3 separate regions of the Homo sapiens genome follow, and all the other regions are linked to region 3. Evidence: chromatin contacts called from ENCODE Hi-C or POLR2A ChIA-PET data. All regions are on one chromosome and are shown on one strand. The core of a region is the stretch at or near the end of the contact, and the rest is flanking DNA. Distances in the headings are between cores, read along the strand shown. Region 1 holds the start of WDFY1 (WD repeat and FYVE domain containing 1). Region 2 holds the start of ATIC (5-aminoimidazole-4-carboxamide ribonucleotide formyltransferase/IMP cyclohydrolase). Region 3 holds the start of DNPEP-AS1 (DNPEP antisense RNA 1).

Evidence for each region. Hi-C counts contacts between places; a loop is a spot of excess contacts on that map. ChIA-PET counts read pairs that join two places held with the same protein, here RNA polymerase II (POLR2A). Pooled maps may share reads with other maps.
Region 1: a pooled map shows a loop between it and region 3 (6-fold over the local background). The contact joins the promoter of WDFY1 here to the promoter of DNPEP-AS1 in region 3. A Hi-C loop is called at or near these places in 3 of 168 maps with a recorded cell type or tissue (CD4-positive, alpha-beta T cell, CD8-positive, alpha-beta T cell and naive thymus-derived CD4-positive, alpha-beta T cell) and 10 of 50 pooled maps. POLR2A ChIA-PET finds 5 or more read pairs at or near these places in 1 of 52 experiments (activated T-cell).
Region 2: a map of CD4-positive, alpha-beta T cell shows a loop between it and region 3 (8-fold over the local background). The contact joins the promoter of ATIC here to the promoter of DNPEP-AS1 in region 3. A Hi-C loop is called at or near these places in 1 of 168 maps with a recorded cell type or tissue (CD4-positive, alpha-beta T cell) and 5 of 50 pooled maps. POLR2A ChIA-PET finds 5 or more read pairs at or near these places in 2 of 52 experiments (activated B cell and naive thymus-derived CD8-positive, alpha-beta T cell).

What each region holds. Positions count from the first base shown.
Region 1 is chr2:223,943,977-223,948,214 of GRCh38, reverse strand. It overlaps WDFY1 (WD repeat and FYVE domain containing 1), which reads left to right and starts at 2,880. Exons shown (of 12, transcript NM_020830.5): 1 at 2,880-3,067. The coding sequence starts at 2,931. LOC124907989 (a long non-coding RNA gene) reads right to left here. Exons shown (of 2, transcript XR_007088100.1): 1 at 3,808-4,238; 2 at 1-374. RefSeq lists a silencer at 3,129-3,308 and enhancers at 3,879-3,938, 3,949-4,068.
Region 2 is chr2:215,310,455-215,314,783 of GRCh38, reverse strand. ATIC (5-aminoimidazole-4-carboxamide ribonucleotide formyltransferase/IMP cyclohydrolase) reads right to left here and starts at 2,725. Exons shown (of 16, transcript NM_004044.7): 1 at 2,623-2,725; 2 at 2,160-2,286. The coding sequence starts at 2,641. LOC124907975 (a long non-coding RNA gene) reads left to right here and starts at 2,812. Exons shown (of 2, transcript XR_007088075.1): 1 at 2,812-4,105. RefSeq lists silencers at 2,381-2,750, 2,761-2,840 and an enhancer at 2,371-3,021.
Region 3 is chr2:219,386,397-219,390,973 of GRCh38, reverse strand. It overlaps DNPEP-AS1 (DNPEP antisense RNA 1), which reads right to left and starts at 2,404. Exons shown (of 4, transcript NR_183823.1): 1 at 2,178-2,404; 2 at 1,926-2,087. It overlaps DNPEP (aspartyl aminopeptidase), which reads left to right and starts at 3,062. Exons shown (of 15, transcript NM_012100.4): 1 at 3,062-3,215; 2 at 3,811-3,904; 3 at 3,994-4,082; 4 at 4,196-4,309; 5 at 4,563-4,577. The coding sequence starts at 3,180. RefSeq lists silencers at 2,261-2,410, 2,491-3,010, 3,031-3,270 and an enhancer at 3,535-4,381.

The DNA of each region.
Region 1 (4,238 bases), core at 1,631-4,130, 4.6 Mb before region 3:
ATGGCTTCCTATCTCATTTGAAGTAAAAACCAAAGCCCTTATCAATGGTCTCTGGGCTCAACATGGTCTGTCTGGTGACCTGTCTGTGCTGTTTTTCTCTGAGCACTCCCTCACTCACTCTGCTCCAGCCTCACGGGGTGCCTGGCTGTCTCTACAAAACCCCTGGCATGTGCTCACCTCAATGCCTTAACACGTGCTCTTTTCTTTTCCAGAAAAGTATTTGGCCCACATTTCCACATGGCTTACTCCCTCCTCTCCTTCTTGGCTCAAAATGTAACTTTACAATGAGGCTTTTACTTGTCTCAGGTTGCATTCTCCAGCAGCAGATACGGTGATAGAGGTTGGCTCAGAGGGTGTTTATTAGGAATCAATGCCTGTGAAGGGAGGGGGAGGTACCAGGATTAGGCAGGAGAAGTCAGCTGCAGTACACGCCTTACAAAGCCTTGTCCAATCTAGGAGAGAGTTCTAGAGCAAGTGTTGCTCATCGGTCTGTCTTGATGGTCAGGCCTTTATCCTCCTATCTTGTTCAGTTACTGAATGTGGGCTTCCCTGTGAAGGGAACAACTGAGACCCAGTGGTTCTCAGCAGCTGGGGCAGTCCCTGAAGGAGCTGAAGGCTAGAGGCTCTCTGCTGACCACTGTTCTTCCCTGAAAGCAGATCTGTGCAGTGTATTCCTGAATCTATCACACCATCTATTTAAAATCGCAACATCCCCTAGAGTCCCTATCACCCTTCCCTGCTTTATTTTCTCCATAGCATTTAATAGCATTGAACATCTTCTAATATATTATATAATTTAGTTTACTATCTGTTTCCTTCACTGGGATGTAAGTTCTAACAGCAGAGGGATTTTTGTCTCTCTTGAGCACTGCTGCATTTAGAATGGCACCTGGCTCACAGCAGGCACTTGGGAGATGTTGGTTGATTAAACAAAGTTGTTCAGTAGCGTGTCTAGTCATTACACTGTACAGCCTCACAAAAACCATGTCTTATTAATCTCATCAGCAACAGCATATAGTAAGTGTGCGATATATGTCTGTTGAATATAGGAATAAATAAATTCATGAATGTTTGTTAATAACTTCATCATGAGAAAGTATTAGTACAATGGTGGCTCCTGCCCGTAATCCCAGCATTTTGGGAGGCTGAGGTGGGCAGATGATTTGAGGGCAGAAGTTTGAGACCAGCCTGGTCAACATGGTGAAACCCTGTCTCTAGTAAAAATACAAAATTAGCCAGGCATGGTGGTAGGTGCTTGTAATCCCAGCTACTCGGGAAGCTGAGACAGGTGAATCCCTTTAACCTGGGAGGCGGAGGTTGCCGTAAACCGAGATCGCACCACTGCACTCCAGCCTGGGTGACGGAGTGAGTTCGTCTCAAAAAACTAAAACAAAACAAAACAAAAACAAAAAGAAAGTTCTAGTAAATCACTGTACATAGAAGTACCATCTGATTCACATCCATAATTTAAAGTTTTTATTAGCTACCTTAAAAAAATAAGCAGGTCATATTAATTTTAATAGTATCTAACTCAATATATCCAAAATAGTATCATTTCAACATGTAATCATTGTAACAATTATTGATGAACTATATTACATCTTTTTTGTTTTGTGCTAAGTCTATAAAATCTTGTAGTATTTTGCACTTGTACTACATCTCAGTTTGGACAAGCCACATTTCAAGTGCTCTATAGTCATGTGGATAGTACGGTTCTAATGCAATTCTGCAATTCAGGTGTCAGAATAATATAGTGGGGCAGAAGTTTGGAGTCATTGACTTCCTGAGTCCAAATTTTGGCTCTTGAACTTACTGGTTGTCAATGACCTCTAGCCAAAAACCACCAGGAACAAATGGGGTTGATTGCTTGTTGGAGGGAGAAGACACACCATTGGGAATGGTGAGGTGTCTGGGTAAAGGGATGTTCGGACAGTTTTATTATAGGATTTGTGTTTGTGTTAGGTGACCTGGGAGAGCTTAAGGAAGAGAGGCTCTCCTGTGGACTGGATGTTGTCAGGAAATGCGTATAATTCTAAGGTTGCATATCTTAATAAATCTTATCTAAATGGAGGAAGACTAGATAGCGGTTAACATTATAATTAATAAAGAAATAAGAGTCACTCATATTAGCCAGGATAGGGGGATGTTTGGTAATTTCTGTGGCTTGTACATCGCTCATATTTTGGCCGTGTTTAGATGTGATTATGGAGTGGCCTCGTCTGATGTTTATGTTCCACAGGAAGCAAACACTTCCTAGCAACACCAAAGCTCAGCTGATAGTACCAGGCAGCTCCTGGAGATCAAGGGCTGCTTTTCTCCCTCTCATAGCTGTGCAACCTTAAGGTAGTGATCAAACTTCTCTGGTTGTTTTCTCATCTCTAAAATGGGAATACAAGAGCATCTATTTCATCTCTTAAAATTATCAGTATTAAATGAGATGCAAAGACACTGAGTTAATGCCTGGTATATGGTCACCACTCAGTGCTATCTATTGTAGTTCAAAGATTCTAAGATGCACTATATTTTTTCACATTTTAACATTTCTGAAAGTGTGTGCCTTTCAAACAATGGCTTCTTCAAATGGATGAAATGTAGTATTGTAATTTCTGAAATCTCTGGTTTGGGGGACAATTCCTTGTCCCCTCCAGGTGCTCAATTTATTCCTGGGTGAATGGCTTTACTTTTAAACCTTCCTTACTTTCCCCATTTCTCCGCAGGCGCCCCGTGGCATCCTCTCCCAGCCACAGACTTTCAGCTTGCGCGGCATCCCCAGGCAATACGGGCGGTGCGGCGGCAGCACTCGGGGGCTTACGGCGGCGCGGCGCCCAAGAGGCCCCAGCAGCCGAAGGGAAACCGGCGCGTCCCCCGCCCGCCCAGGCGTCAGCTGATGGGCTGCCTGCCGAGGAGGCCGCAGCAGTCGCCGCGCGAACATGGCGGCCGAAATCCACTCCAGGCCGCAGAGCAGCCGCCCGGTGCTGCTGAGCAAGATCGAGGGGCACCAGGACGCCGTCACGGCCGCGCTGCTCATCCCCAAGGAGGACGGCGTGATCACGGCCAGCGAGGACAGGTAGGGCCCGGGCGCAGCCGGGGCGGCCCGAACTCCGCGACGACGGGGTGTGGGGGCGGTGGGGTCCGCGGCCCCGGTCCTTCCTGCGTGAGGGGGCTCCCCCGGCAGCACGGCCCCACCCCCACTCTGCGCCCCTTAGCTCCGCCGGGTTCCCGGTTCCCTCCCGCCGGTCCTCCAGCCTCGACTTGCACCTTTCCAGCCTGGGACCCCGGTCTCGCCGCGCCCCTCCAGCCCGGATCCCCTGTCCCACCGCGCCCCTCCAGCCCGGGAACTCCGTCTCACCGCGCCGCCCAAGCCCGGGACCCTTGTTCCAACGTGTCTTTCCAGCCCAGGACCCCTGTTCCAGTGCGCCCTACCGCGCCCCTCCCAGCCCACCTCGCCCCTCCTGCTCAGGACCCCTGTTCCAATGCTCCCCAACGCGCCCCTCCAGTCCGGGACCCTTGTCCCACTGCGCCCGTCCATCCCGGGAGCTCCGTCCCACCGCGCCCCTCTAGCCCGGATCTTCTGTCCCACTGCGCCCCTCCAGCCCGGGAACTCTGTCCCACCGCGCCACTCAAGCCCGGGACCCCGGTTCCAGTGCGCCCCAACGCACCTCTCCAGCCCAGGACCTCTGTCTCACCGCGCCCCTCCAGCGCGGGAACTCTGTCTCACCGCGCTGCTCAAGCCGGGGACCCCTGTTCCAGTGCGCACCAACGCGCCCCTCCCAGCCCACCGCGCTCCTCCAACCAGGGAACCCCGACCTGCGGTGTCGCACTAGCCTGGGACCTTCGTCCCGGTCTCTCTCCCTGGCGGGGTTTAGCCTGGTACTCGGAAGGTGTTTCTTGGCCCTCCCGGGTCAGTTCCAAATCGTCTCCTCTGGAAGCGTGGAGGACCGGCGGCTGGTCACTGCGGACCCTGGTGCCCGGGGCTTGCTTCTTTGCGAGGAACTCCAGCCGCCTTCGCTCTCTTCCTCCCCCTGTACTCAGGGATTTCACGCCACGCCAGGCCTCTAGATCAGTTATTTTTGCCACGGCTGCTAGAATCACCTGAACTCTTATTTACTAAATAGGTTTTTGTGAAAGTGACTCATTTTTAAAAATATTTGGATGCATTTATTTTAAAAGGAAATCTTATTTATTAGGAAAACTAACATTACTCACCAGACAGAGTAAACTAATAACTAAAACATGTT
Region 2 (4,329 bases), core at 1,476-3,975, 4.1 Mb after region 3:
GCGGTGGCTCACACCTGTAATCCCAGCAGGCCAAGGCGGGCGATCACTTGAGGTCAGGAGTTCGAGATCAGCCTGGCCAACATGGTGAAACTCTGTCTCTACCAAAAATACAAAAAAATTAGCCAGGCGTGGTGGCGGGCGCCTGTAATCCTAGCTACTTGGGAGGCTGAGGCAGGAGAATCGTTTGAACCTGGGAGGCAGAGGTTGCAGTGAGCTGAGACAGTGCCATTGCACTCCAGCCTGAGCAACAAGAGTGAAACTCTATCTCAGAGAAAAAAAAAAAAAATCTTGGCCTCTTAACTAGCTGTGTAATCTCGAGCGAGTTACTTAACTACGTTGTGCTTAATTTCCTCACCTATAAAATGAGGATAACACTACCTAAACTAAAAAGTTGTTATAAGGACTATAAGAGTTTATATATGTAAAATACCACTGCAACTGAATAAAATACCACTGCAACTGAATGTGGCCTTTGTTGAAGAAAAAACAATTGCTCCAAGTTGTTTACATTTCATTCAGTGAACTTTACTGTGCTGGGGTCTAAATAAATCACTCATGGTGAACTTCTTATCCTTTCATAGAAGAGAAACACATTTACATTTCCAGTTTTTAAAGAAGATATGACCATAATGAAGATAAGTGAGGAGTGGGTATAGGTACAGAAACAAGACTAATCAGTTGATAAGTACCTAAAGTGGGTGACAGATATAGGACCCAAGGGATCATTATACTTTTCTACTTTTGATTGTGTCTGAAATGTTTCCATAATACAAAGTTTGGTGGGGAAAAAAAAGAGACTACAGATGAGGATTTTGCTTTACGAAGGTTCCATTACCATAGGAGGACCCAACTTGGCCCAATGGAAAGCACGCAGGTCTGGACTTTGAATTCTCATTCGGTTGCTGATGAGCAAAGAGCCAACTTGCCTGCCACGATTCTCACAGGTTTCCCATGAAAACCACAGAGACAAGACGCAAAAAGACATCCGAAAATATACAGTTATGTATTTGTTAATAAAGTAAGGCATTCTTACCATCTGAACTTGTTAAACTTAGGGAAGCTGTGTACTGCTCACATAGCTGGGAACTGCACAAAGAAAAGGTAATAACCTACCTCTACATGGATCTAGAAACCAAGAAGCAAATTTTCCACATGGCAACAAAAAGCAGACAGATATCCTTCATCTCTTTCATTCTAAAATATGTTTCAGGGGTGGTCATCTCGTTCCTCCCAACTCTCACTGCCGTTTATTAAATAGCTATCCTATAGTTTTTTTCATTTTTCTACCTTTCAGTAGACTTCCTCCCTCTCCTCCCAGAATGCCACTCCTTGACATCAGCAATGGCATCCTGGTTAATCATTTCTAAGTCCCTTCTTTCCATGGCCTAGTCAGCTAATGAAGGGCTTGTGAACGTGGGAATGAATGATTTGCACCTTCATATGGTTACCAGAGATTCTAAGGGAAGGCAGGTAAATTGGAATCTTCATGATGTCGAGTTTTATTAAATCACCAGTCAAAGTAACTGAAGTTTTCCTTGCATAACAAGTGGCCCACCTAAGTTAATCTGTTTAAGGAAGGGGCTAAGACTAGTGTCCTAAAATCAGGAACAGCACGGGTTCCAATCCTACTTTTCCCTTACTCAACTGTTTAAACTTGTGCAGAAGATGCTAAATCTGTCCAGTGTGTTGTCCAGGGTCTTTCTCTGTCACCCAGGATGGAGTGCAGTAGTGCCATCTCGGCTCACCACAACCTCCGCCTCCTAGGTTCAAGCGATTCTCCTGCCTCAGCCTTCCCAGTAGCTGGGATTACAGGCGTGTGCCACCATACCGGCTAATTTTTGTATTTTTAGTAGAGACGGGTTTCACCATGTTGGCCAGGCTGGTCTCGAACTCTTGACCGTAAGTGATCAGCCCACCTCGGCCTCCCAAAGTGCTGGGATTACATGCGTGAGCCACCTAGCCCAGCCGTCCAGGGTCTTAAAAGTTGCTAAATCTCTCTGAGCCTCACTTTTTTTCCCCATAAAGTGGGGAAGTATTACACCAACCTCACAGCGCTACTGGGAGGAGTAAATAAGGCGTTTTGCTGCTGGTGCCTGGAATACAATACTTCCTGGTTAATGTGATCACACTCCTTTCTGATGGAACTAGCTATGCCTTACCTGACTGCCAGACCAGCATCCCTGAGAGCTTTTGCAGTCCCTCCGGAAGCGACCAGATTCAAACCAAGAGCGGTCAGGTTTCTTGCAAATTCCACAAGGCCGGTTTTGTCAGAGACACTAAATAAGGCTGAAAGAGAAGACATTTTTTCTCATGATTCGCAGCACATTGCACTGTGTTCTGCAAGGCCTTGGGAGGGTCTGGGGGAGGAGATTCTCGAATCGCAAGGCCAGCACCTGGACCCTGCGTTCGCAGGCCTGGTCCGGGCCTCCCCAGGTCTTACACCCGCGAGCTGCTCTAAGGCGGGCCCCACGCAGGCTGCGGCCCGGCCGGGGAGCGGGGACGCTGGCTTTCAATCCCGCAGCGCCGCCCCTGCAGTGCCGGGTCCCGCCGGCCGCCGCCAAGGCGGGAGCGTGGGGGGCCGCAGGCGAGGACGCAGACCGCGCCGCTCCGCTAGGGCCTCACCGAGCTGGCCGGGAGCCATGGCTGCAGGCACTGGGTTCAGGGCGAGCGGGAGGCAGCAGCGGCGGCACCACGTGCGCAGGTAGGAGGGCTGCCGGGATGTGGCGGCTCAGGAAGCGAGGGGGCGGAGCTGTTTCCGGGCTTATCACGTGGCCCGCCGGCCCTGCCCGGCGCCCTGCTCTGCTCAGTTTCAGATGCAAGATCCGCGCCCCGGGGCTGAAGGGAACGGCGGGATGGGGTGGGGCTCTGCCTGGCGCGCCTGGGCGGAGTGCTTGGGCTGGAAGGGATCCTGCCTGCGATCCCGAAGTCCAGGCGTGGGAGCCAGCGATCTGCCCACGACCCCAAAGTGAGGCCACTCCACGGCCTCTGGGGCAAATGCCTGTTATTCTAGGCAGCCGGTCCCCAGAAGCTGGAAAGTACGTAAAAGTGCCAGAAGCTCCCATGCTGAAAACTAAACAAAAGGAATAGTTCATATAGCGGCAAAGCTGGAAAGTATCTGGACAGTTATCTACCATCCTCCCTTTTTGTTTGTTGTTTTTTTGTTTTTCTGGGTTTTTTTGTTTTTTTTGTTTTTTTTTTTTTTTTTTGAGATGGAGTTTCGCTTTTGTTGCCCAGGCTGGAGTGCAATGGCGCGATCTCGGCTATGTCACGTGCAACCTGCAACCTCCACATCCCGGGTTCAAGAGTTTATCCTGCCTCAGCCTCCCGAGTAGCTGGAATTATAGGCAGGCGCCACGATGCCCGGCTAATTTTTGTATTTTTAGTAGACATGGGGTTTCGCCATGTTGGCCAAGCTGGTCTCAAACTCCTGACCTCAGGTGATCCGCCTGCCTCGGCTTCCCAAAGTGCTGGGATTACAGGGGTGAGCCACCATGCCCAACTTGTTTTTTGTTTGTTTGCTTGCTTGCTTGTTTGCTTGTTTGTTTTGAGACAGGGTCTCGCTCTGTCTCCCAGACTGGAGAGCAGTGGCACCATCTCAGCTCACTGCAACCTCTGCCTCCCAGGTTCAAGAAATTCTCCTGCCTCTGCCTCCACACCCGTCTAATTTTTTGTTGTTGTTGTACTTTTTTTTTTTTTTTTTTGTATATTTAGTAGAGATGGGGTTTCACGGTGTTGGCCAGGCCGGTCTTCAACTCCTGACCTCAAATGATCTGTCCACCTCAGCCTCCCAAAGTGCTGGGATTACAGGTGTGAGCCACCGTGCCCGGCCCCATCCTCCTTTTTAATAGGCTTAAAAAATAAAACCAAGGACCAATGATTTAAGTGAGGGACTCCAGAGGCCACAGATGACAGTCAAAACGAAGTGAAATTGACATTCGTTGTTGATTTTCACGTCATAAAATTATAATTTAAATATTAATTTATAATACTATTTTATACAATTTAGTCAGTATTGTAAAAGTGCCTAAAAACTACTTAAAGATGGTGTCTTCTTGCAAACCTGTAAATATTCCTGGATGAGAGGAATGATGACAGTCAAAAGAAGGTAAGAGAAGACCTTTCTTAATTCATTAAAAACAGGGAAAGCAAAATTGAACACATTTGTTTCTTTCTAAAAATGACACCTTTGCCACAAAATAAATACATATTGTGGTCTATGAGTCTTTTTTGTGTTATTAGAATTATATTCCAAAGTAATAGCATTGTTTATCTTTTAGTCTGAGCTCACAGCTGTAAAAATGAGTCTATTTTCTCATTATCTGCATGCTA
Region 3 (4,577 bases), core at 1,155-3,654:
GGAGTTGCTTTAGCCTCCAGAAAATGCTTGCATTACCCCAAGCCTTCTCCAACACTTGATATTACCCATCTTTTCCATTTTTGTTAATCTGCTCAATAAAAAGAAAAAGTATCTCATTTTTATTATTTATTAATTTTTTTTTTGAGTTGGAGTCTCGCACTTGTTGCCTGGGCTGGAGTGCAATGGCACGATCTCGGCTCACTGCAACCTCTGCCTCCCGGGTTCAAGCAGTTCTCCTGCCTCAGTCTCCTGAGTAGCTGGGATTACAAGTGCACACCACCATGTCCAGCTAATTTTTTGTATTTTTAGCCAGGCTAGTCTCAAACTCCTGACCTCGTGATCCACCCGCCTTTGCCTCCCAAAGTGCTGGGATTACAGGCATGAGCCACCACGCCCAACTGTTATCTCATTTTTAACTTGCATTTTCCTGTTTAAAGTGAGATTAGGTGTCTCATATGTTCATGACTAGAAATTTAACAATATTTCTTGCTCTTGTAAATATAGCCCTTTTACTTTTTTCTTTTTTACCCAAACCAAAAATGGTCAATAAGAACCTTTTTACTTTTATATTTTCTAGGTGATTATTGTACAAGAAAGTCAGTGTTTTTTAAATTAGGCTACCCTTCCTACCAGTTCTAATAATAGCTTGATCGTTTATTTTCTTGGGGATTCTAGATAATCATATAATCTATAAATAATGACCAATTTTACTTTTGCACATATAGAATTGTTAATTTTGTTTTGTGGTACTGGCTCTGACTACAGCTCCACATTGTCTAGCAGCAGTAATAGCTCATCAATGTCTCACTTCTGATTTGAATAGGAACACTTCTGTATTTCCCTCCCAAAATGCTGGGATGACAGGCGTGAGCCACCACTCCCGGCTCACTTTCTAAGTTATGCATTTTGGTGATGTTTGAATCTCTTACTCAAGCATGTACTCTTTTCTGTGATCAGAAAGAACATTAAAGGTGGTTCCTTATTCAGGTTGTCTCCTTCCCTTATACATTGTAGCCTTGTTTCGGCCCTTTCACTGTCCTCCTTGAATGTGTCCCCTCCCCAGGAGGTAGAGGACAAGAATGCTCTCTCCATGTCCTGCTCAGCATTGAGCTTTATACATAATTTTATTTATTTATTTATTGAGACAGAATCTCACTCTGTCGCCCAGGCTGGAGTGCAGTGGCACGATCTCAGCTCACTGCAACCTCCACCTCCCGGGTTCAAGCGATTCTCTTGCCTCAGCCTCCCAAGTAGCTGCTGGGATTACAGGCACGTGCCACTACACCCGGCTAATTTTTGTATTTTTTGTAGAGACGGGGTTTCACCATGTTGGTCAGACTGGTCACGAACTCCTGACCTCAAGTGATCTACCCGCCTCGGCCTCCCAAAGTGCTGGGATTACAGGCGTGAGCCACTGCGCCAGGCCCATAATGGTATTTCAACAAACGGTTAGGGAATGCCATGAATTTAAGCCAGCACCTAGTGGGTGAATTCTTGAAAACTCCCCTGCCATATCTACTAGTTTGAAGTGAGGGCTGCAGGACCTTTCCAGCCTCTCCCCATCCCACCCTGTCACTCCCCACCCCAGGTATATAAACGGCAGGTTGCTCCATAAACCTGTGATCTCTGGAATTTTGTTTGAACCCCTGGTAGCTGGGCCCTGTTTTGGATCTAGAGGCCACCAAGAGTCCTGATCAGTTCCTGCAGCTAGGAAGGTGCATGGGGTTTAAACGTGCTACTCACTACTCCTGACATGGGAATACTGGAACTGCCAATAATGTGGAATTTGTTTTTCTGTTGTTTTTAACAAATGGAAAGGGCACAGATATCAGAGTCAAATCCCAGATCCACCCAAACAGCTATGTGATCTTGGGCAAGTCAACTTCTGTGTCCCTTGTGGACCTCCCGTGTAACATAACACTTACCAAAGCGCATAGAAAAAGGTCCAGAAAAGATCTGAGAGAAGGCTGTAGGGTTGTTCCAGGCCTCTGCAATCAAACTGATGGAGTTCAAACCCCACCTGTGCCGTTTATTACCTCGACGGATCACTAGTCTCCGTATCTCAGCTTTCTCTGTTCATGCATAAACTGGGGACAGTAAGAGTACATAGTTGATGGGGCAGTTGTGAAGATTAAACGAGGTAACAGGCCAATCTTTATCATAAAGCTAAAGCTCACCGTGAGCGCCCCATGGACATTAGCCTTATTGCTTTTATTGTCACAAAGGTGGCTGTGGCGAGAGACAGCACTTTGTACCGTACCCGTCGGACCCGGTGAGCTGGAGGGGCGAGCTTTTTATTGGCCTCGAGGCCCGGGGCACGGGGAGGCGGGCCGTCCGCGGCTGTCCTAGCACCTCCGCGGCAGCAGAGGGCCCTGGCGGCGGCTGCGGGTCGCGCGGCGTGGGTGACGGGGGTGCAGGGCGGGGCCTAACGAGCAGCCCCCGCAGGGGCGGAGACGAGGGCGGGCCGGAGGCGGAGGCGCGGCCTGGAGAGGGATGGGGCGGAAGCGGGGCGGGCGGTGCAGCCTAGCGAGGGGCGGGGCGGACGAGGAAGCGTGACGAGCGGCGGGGCGGGTGGAGCAGCCTGGCGAGGAGCGGGGCGGGGTGGGCGGCACGGCCTGACAAGGGGCGGGGAGCGCAAGGAGGCCTGACGAAGGGCGGGGCGGAGCAAGGGCGGGGGCAGGGCGAGTAGTGGGGTACAGCGAGGGCCGGAGCGGATGGGGGAAACCTGGTGAGGGGCGGGACAAAGCGGGGAGGGCGGTGCAGCCTGGCGAGAGGCGGGGCGGACGAGGAAGCTTGACGAGGGGCGGGGCGGGCGGTGCAGCCCTGCGAGGGGCAGGGCGGGCGGTGCTTCCTGGCGAGGGGCGGGGCGGGGCGGGCGGTGCGGCCAAGCTAGGGGCGGGGCAAGGGCGGGGCAAGGCGGGTGGTGGTGCCCAGCGAGGGGCGGAGCGGACAGGGTAAGCCCGCCGAGGGGCGGGGCTGACCGAGGTGGGCGGGGCGGATGCCGAGGGGCGGGGAGAGGTGGGCGGGGAGGCCAAACATGGGGCGGGGCGGCGCGGCCGGGGAAGCGTGATGAAGGCCTACGAGTGCGGCGCGGCCTGAAGGGGCACGCGGGGGACCTGCAAAGCTAGTGAGGGGCGGGGCAGGCGGCGCGGTGGGGGCGGGCCGAGCCCGGAGGCCAGATGAGCGGACACAGCCCCACGCGCGGGGCCATGCAGGTAAGTGGCTCCCGACGGCCCCACTTGAATTTCGATCCCAGACCGGGTCCGGCGCCCTCCGGGGCCCAAGCTTAGCGCGGTGCTGCAGTGGGGCCGCCTGACCCAAAGCGAAACCGAAAGCCCCGCGGAGGGTGACCTGACGACTTTCCCGGGACTGGAAGGGGGAGTCCTGCGAGAGACTAGGTGGGTGCGAGAGAGGAGTCAGGGTGCTCCTTGGGGTACAGGGCTTTGGCTCCGGGCTGGGTACGCGCACGTGATGCAGGCCGCCTCAGAGTATGGGGCCCGCTTGGGATCCCGGAGTTTGGGAGCAGAACAGGATTTCCTAGCTGGGCAGGGACATGGGGGCGGGACTTAGGGAGTCGGGCTAAAGTTCGGATTAAGGGGCGGGCCTGGCTCATGATCCTGGGCCGGCGGGCTGAAGCTTTCAACGGAGTTTCAGCCCTGGGTTTGGGTCTCTCGGTGGGGACGGGCGGAAGCAGAGGTCTGTGCCTTAGAGTGGTCACTTCTGGGGGTGGGGATGGGAGAATCCTCGGAACCTGGGTGAAAGGTCAGGGGTCCCAGACCTTGTAAAAGTCTGAGCATCCCCCTCCCCTAGGTGGCCATGAACGGTAAGGCCCGCAAAGAGGCGGTGCAGACTGCGGCTAAGGAACTCCTCAAGTTCGTGAACCGGAGTCCCTCTCCTTTCCATGGTAAGCGGTGGCCAGGGCAAGGGAGGAGGGTGGAGGCTGATGCGCCCTTCACCAGCTTCCATCGCTGTGAGAGGGTGCTTTTCCCACAGCTGTGGCTGAATGCCGCAACCGCCTTCTCCAGGCTGGCTTCAGTGAACTCAAGGAGACTGAGAAATGGAATATTAAGCCCGAGAGCAAGGTACTGGGGGTGGGGTGGGGGTGGAAAGGCAGGTCCCTAGGCTGGTCTCCAAGCCCTGTGTGCCAGCTGAGTAATGCAACTCACACCCCTGTCTTTCCTCCCCTTCTCCTCAGTACTTCATGACCAGGAACTCCTCCACCATCATAGCTTTTGCTGTAGGGGGCCAGTACGTTCCTGGCAATGGCTTCAGCCTCATCGGGGCCCACACGGACAGCCCCTGCCTCCGGGTAAGGAACTCGGACGGTGTTGGGGTGGGAGGAGATGTCAGAGGGAGTACAGGGCAAAAGAGAACTAGGAGGTACAAACTGGGGCCTCTATCCCCTGGAGTAAGGGAGAAGGTAAACTTGTTGGCCCCTTCCTTCACACCTTGAGCCTTTCATGTGACACTAATATTCGCTGTCTGTTACTTATGAGTAGCCAAAGTCTCATCTCCACATATCGTCATGAAGCCTTCTCTGACTTCTCCATCTTTACACTCAGGTGAAACGTCGGTCT